2 separate regions of the Homo sapiens genome follow, and region 1 is linked to region 2. The links are chromatin loops, found by intact Hi-C in ENCODE. Cell type or tissue: PC-9. All regions are shown on one strand. Links, peaks and the distances in the headings refer to the core of each region. The heading gives the core; the rest is flanking DNA. Region 1 has its middle 13 kb from the start of TSEN2. Region 2 has its middle 36 kb from the start of TIMP4.

The links. Hi-C counts contacts between places; a loop is a spot of excess contacts. Peaks named below come from ENCODE experiments on the same cell type or tissue, not always from the same donor. Only the 100,000 strongest peaks of a DNase experiment are listed, where the experiment ranks them.
Region 1: it touches region 2 in a loop (6-fold over the local background); 15 of 110 quality-filtered maps call a loop at or near these places.

Annotation. Positions count from the first base shown.
Region 1 is chr3:12,470,065-12,472,980 of GRCh38, reverse strand. No RefSeq gene overlaps it. Among named protein-coding and RNA genes, the nearest start is that of TSEN2, 13 kb to the left of the region's middle. In PC-9, for the core only: CTCF peaks have their summits at 1,586 and 1,790; DNase peaks (open chromatin) are centred at 1,530 and 2,660; H3K27ac peaks cover 2,500 bases.
Region 2 is chr3:12,193,415-12,196,330 of GRCh38, reverse strand. No RefSeq gene overlaps it. Among named protein-coding and RNA genes, the nearest start is that of TIMP4, 36 kb to the right of the region's middle. RefSeq lists an enhancer at 1,441-1,490. In PC-9, for the core only: CTCF peaks have their summits at 1,364 and 1,563; DNase peaks (open chromatin) are centred at 1,570, 1,910 and 2,660; H3K4me3 peaks cover 853 bases; H3K27ac peaks cover 2,500 bases.

The DNA of each region.
Region 1 (2,916 bases), core at 248-2,747, 280 kb before region 2:
CCAGAGAGACTGACCTCATTGGTCTCAGATGGGCCTAGCCACAGTATGTTTAAAAAGCATCTCAGGTATTTCAAATGTGCAGTCTGGGTAGAGAACTACTGAGAAAGCGGAAAATAAGAAACTCAGTCCAAGGTGGTGGTTAAGAGCACAGGCTTTAGGGCTACATGGACCTGATTCAAGTGCCAGCTTGGTCACTTACTACCTGGGTCCCCTCTGGCAAGACACAAACACTTCTCCTATTCTAGCCTTGGTTTTTTTCTCTGCAAGACAAACATCAAATGTCTGTCCCACGGTGTCATGGTGAGGGTTAAATGAGGCAAGGTGTGTGAAGGGTTCAGCACAGTGCTGGATGATATTCATGATTACGACAATTCTGGTCAGCCAGATACTATCACACACGAAGTCCCAGCAGGAACAAGGGGCTCTAGGCTCTGAAGGTTTCAGAAAACGACAAAGAAGGAAAACTCAGTTGAAATTGCCATGGCCGTCAGCTTAATCTTTTCTGTGAGTTGGGAGCAGATCCCCATTGGAGCCTACTTGAGCTCCAGGAATTCTTGTTCTAGCTGACTGTGCAGATGAGGAAATGACGAATGATTCTATCCAGAGAATCATTCCTATAGGCAGGGGTAGTGCTGAACGGCTGCGCTGATTTTTCAGTGCCAGGATGTACTGGCCCCTTTTCTGTGAAGACAGCAGTTAAGAGGCTGGGTTGACGGGGGGGCCCTCAGACCCAGTTCTACCGGATTCTACCACTGACTAGCTGTGTGACCTTGGACAAGTGACTTTGCCTCTCTGAGCCTCCTCAGTTTATTTGTCTCTAACATGGGAATTCAACTGGTTCCTGCCACAGCTGGCCCCCGGGAGGACTTGTGGGTAATGCTGGTGAATTCTGAGAGCAGGATCTGGCTTGTGTTAAGGCCTGGAGGAACGGCCTCCATATGGGCCCCCCGAGCCAGGAACAGCCCTTCCCACCAGTTTCATTCCCTTATGGCACTTACCCCCAACACATGGGGCCTGGAGGTGTGACTGCTGATGTGTGTGTCCCATGGAGTGCTGGGAGCTGATTCTCCAATTTCCTTAGGGCCCTTGGTTTACTGTATCACATTTGACCGCTGCTCAGAGGGACATGTATGAAACTGAACCCCTTTCCTTTCACAGATAAGAAACCTGAGGCTCCCAGAAGGATGATGACGGCGGCCACTGAGGTCCCACACTCAGTGGGTAGTAGAACCATGGTCTCCCCTCTCCTCGCCAGCCACCTTACTCTAGCCCTGGTGCTGGGAAAGAATTTTCGAAGCAACACACACCGGGAATGGAGGGAAGAGGAGTGACCTCCAGCTGCCTCCTTGGGCAGTGAACTTGAATGAGTGGGGTTGAGGAGGAAAAGGAGATCACAGACACCCCGGGGACTCCCGCCAGAAGTGGGCGAGGCTGTGCAGGTGGCTGGAGGACCGGGGTGAGCGAGCAGAGGGGGAGGCTGGGAGAGTAAAATTCACGTTATTACGGGCAGGGTGACTCATCTGTGCCAACAGGCTGGTGAGACATAGAGAAACCCCAGGCACAGGAAGATGAAATGGGATAACGTGTTTGAAGGTTCTTTGAAAACAGTAAATCAACCTAACAGCAGGGGCGCCAAGAGAGCTGGATTCAAAGCCTGCTTCTGGAACGCACCTAGGACCTTGGGCAGCGGCTTAGCCTCTTGGAACTTCAGTTGCTCATCTGAAAGGTGGGGGTGGGGGTGGTAGCAGCCTCAGCAGGAGCGATGTGGATACAGTGGGTGGCACAGTCCTGGCATATGCAATGTCTATCAGCCACAACGATGGAGAGGAAGAAACTGGGCCCTCCAAGACGCCCTTCCTCACTGTGTCTTCCTGTCCAATTCTTACCCATCCTTCAGCCTCACCTGATTCCCTTAGGCAGGAAAGCCCTCTGTCTTCTCTGCACTTTCATGACAGCCTTTCCATAGCTCTTATCAGACAAGGCCTGGCATTCATTGCTCTTTCAGGAGGGATGTCATCCAGTGGCCTGGGGGTCTGCAGGGCGGGGCCTGGGCCTTATTCATCTCTGTGCCTTGACTTTCTCCCGAGAGTCATCAGTGAACACTTGTTGAATGGCCAGAAGAGGCAGAAACAGCAGCAGGTGGTAGCTTTCTGGGCCTTGCTATCAGAAAAGAATATGTTATTTGAGCTAATGAAGTAAAGAGGAGAAATGAATTTGTAAATGCATTTTTTAAAGCTCTATCAAGTTCTTTTTTTTTTCTTGAGATGGAGTCTCGCTCTGTCACCCAGGCTGAAGTGCAGTGGCATGATCTTGGCTCACGGCAACCTCTACCTCCCACGTTCATGCGCTTCTCCTGCCTCAGCCTTCCTAGTAGCTGGGATTACAGGTGCACGCCATCATGCCTGGCTGAATTTTGTATTTTTAGTAGAGACGGGGTTTTGCCATGTTGGCCAGGCTGGTCTTGAACTCCTGACCTGAGGTGATCTGCTCACCTCAGCCTCCCAAAGTGTGGGGATTACAGGCGTGAGCCACCAAGCCTGGCCTGACCAAGTTCTTTTGATGAGTACTATTTAATTCACTTTTTTTTTTAAATGAATGGAGTCTCCTGTTTGCTTTTGTCTTTGGGCTCTGCTGCAGATTAATGAATAAGAATGTCCCATATAGCCCACAGGATGATAAATCCACCTGGAATGTTTGTGAAAGAGCTGGGCAGGGAAAGTTGGTCCAATTGTAGAAAGCTGTATCACCAGCCATCAGCCAAGACAAAATAGATGAAGAGAAAAAGCATCCACTCTCAAGGATTAGAAAAATCGAGAGCTTGCACTTGCGGGCATTTGTGTGACATGATCTTCCTAAGCCACGGGTCGCTCATCTGTAAAATGGGGAAAGCAGGGCTACCCCTGCAAGGACACTGAG
Region 2 (2,916 bases), core at 310-2,809:
TTAAACTGCAAGGTGCTACATAAACTGTAAAATACAAATGTAAGGAATAATGTTATGATTATTTGAGGAGAAAACATTATTCTAAATGTAGCCTGTAACCTGCAAATTAGACAGTAATAAATTGTTTATTTTCCACAAACAACAGAATTTGCTTGTTGGAATGCAACTTCTCTTTCAAACCTGATAACCTTGATGGGTCTATACATTTATTTCAGAGAGAAACTATTCAAAATGGATCTGAGACCCCTTTCTGGGATTAATTTACTTCAGAACTAGTTTGTAAGCCACAGAACGTTATCTCATTAACTTATAGTCACATTGCATTTTGGACTGTATATATTATCTAGCTTAATCACTAGATTTGACTCCAAAAGAATTAAATTTGTTTATATCAAAATTTACTCCCTAAAGCAACGATTCTTGATATTTTATGTGTGTTGAGGGCCTGCCGAAATGCACAATACATGCATGAGAATACCTGGATTCCAGGTAAAGAATTCCTGATCTTCCAAGAGTTACAGAAATTCAAATAATGTACTACAGATCTGAAGGCAATTATGTTCTGAACATAAGCAGCAGCCTTGTAGGAATAAATAATCTCCCAAAGGAATTGCTTTGAAGGGAACCATACCATTGTAGGAATGATGGTATGGTCTCAGTGTTTAAAAAAGCATCCATTGTGATCACCTGGGGTTTGCGTTGTTATTTCTGTAGCTGCAGTTTTTACTTTGTGTGCATGTGTGTACGTATGTATGTGTCTGCCGTGTGTTTACTGCTATTGGAATGCCTTGGCACAGCACAGGCCTCCCCAAGTGTCCACCCTCAGCTCAGTTTAGCTAATACAACTAAAAGGAGCCATAGCCCTAGGAAAAGACATTGGATGGGCTGAAATTGCCCTAGAGGTTCCCCTGGTTGCAGGAGCAGGAGAAAGGCATGTTTGGCATTCGTTTGGCTGCTCCTGGAGGAGTCCTGGGGAAAGGGGGTTTGGGACTTACTCATACAGGTTTTCTATGTGACAGAGATGGTTTCTTGTGATCTCGCATGCTAACCACTGTTAGGAACAGACTCTATCAGCTTGTTTAATTCTTAAGACAACCTCCTTGGAAAGGTAGCATTGTTCTCATTTTATAGATGAGAAAATTTGAGACACAGAAAAGTTAAACTACATAATCAATTAGCTAATAACTAGCAGAGCCTGGATTTAAACTCAATTTGATTCCAAAACCCAGGCTCTTTCCACTAGCCAACACTATCTCTTCCCTTTGCCTCCTGGCCTCTGTGAAATGATTCCATAAGTCTCTCTCACCCTGGAGGGCCCCCAAATATGAAACCCATTTCATTTATTTCAGGAAAGGCAATGTTCCCAGTGGCCCACCAGACACTTAGTGTTGAGACTCATTTGCTTCTATTACTAACTCCCTTTGTAACCTTGGCAAACTCCTTAAGTTGCCTGGGCCTTGATGCAACTAGATGCAACTTCCAGCTGTAAAACTCAGTGACTGAATTCTGTGCACCCAGCCCAGTCCCGGCAGGTGGCGTGCCTCCTGTCCTGTGGGCTGTGCACAGCTCACCTCCAGGGTGCGGTCTTCTCTGAGCTCCTGAGCTAGAAGCTTGCCCCACTGCAACAGCATATGCTGCTTGTGGTCCATTTTACACTTGCCTGGCTCATCTTATTCATTCTCCTTTCATATCTTACCTGAACTCATCTGCATTCCTCATATATTTTATTTAACTCCTACACAGTATTCCAATTTATGAATAAACCATATATTTTAATTCCCCACGAGAGGTGGTTATTTCCAGTCTTTGCACAAAGAGTGCTGTGACCAATATTCTTTTACTTGGTTTCTTATGTACATGTGCAAGAGATTCTCTAGAGTAAATGTTCAGAAATGGAATTGCTGAGTCATAGGGTTTACGCATGATTGCCAAATTGTTCCCTGAAATGGCAGTACCAACATGCACCCCCATTAGCAACGTGTAAGACTTCCTTCTGCTTCTCATATCCTCACCAATACCTATCAAGCTTATTTTTTTTTTCCAAACTAACATTTTGACTGCATTTGACTTAATGCATTACATTTTCTTCTTTATATTTACACATCTTCCCTACTGGGCTATAAACTTTGTAAGGGCCGAATCCTTGCTTAATTCATTTTTATATTCCTCTCATAAAATTTATGGCGCTAAATAAAATAAGGGGTTGTGAACAAATCAATAAAATACAGAATTAATTTATCTTGACCCAAGATGATGATGAGTTCCATGTGGGCAGGGATGAGGCTTTCTACCTTTACTAATCTGGGGTGAAGACATAGGTAGGGAATCCCCATAAACTGCAGAGGTGGTTGCACAGTGGTCAAAGCTGGCCTACAGACAAGGCTTCAAGATCTGTAGAAGACTGCAACCAATCTTTCAGAGATCTTAGCTGTAGATAATTTTTATCACAGTATTCACTGAATATTTATTGATGGTTGTTGAATAGCCAACTTCCCAGTCTCTGGGGCTGTCTTTTTTAAGTAGCAAGAAGGCTGTTTCTGAATGGAACTTCCCCACCCCCAGCCCCACCCCATTACTAAGGGCTGGAGAGAATCCATATGTCCTTCAGACCAGGGTGCTGCCTGACCTATGGTAAATGCCTCTCCTTTTTGTCACTGCAGCATTTCCAGGCTGACTCATTTTCTAAATAAGCCACTTGTGGTTTTTGGTCTGACATCACATGTGGAAGAATGAGTAATTTTTTAAGAACCAGAATTATATTCTATCAGAATAAGAAACATTGTGTATGTTACTCATGGTTTTAGGACAAGGGGTCAACACTGGTCACAGATGTCCTAACTTTCTCCCAGTCCTTCTTTCCCTGGGGTCAGGGGATGGAGAGAGAATGTAAAGAGGTGGATATGCTGTAAATTTTTG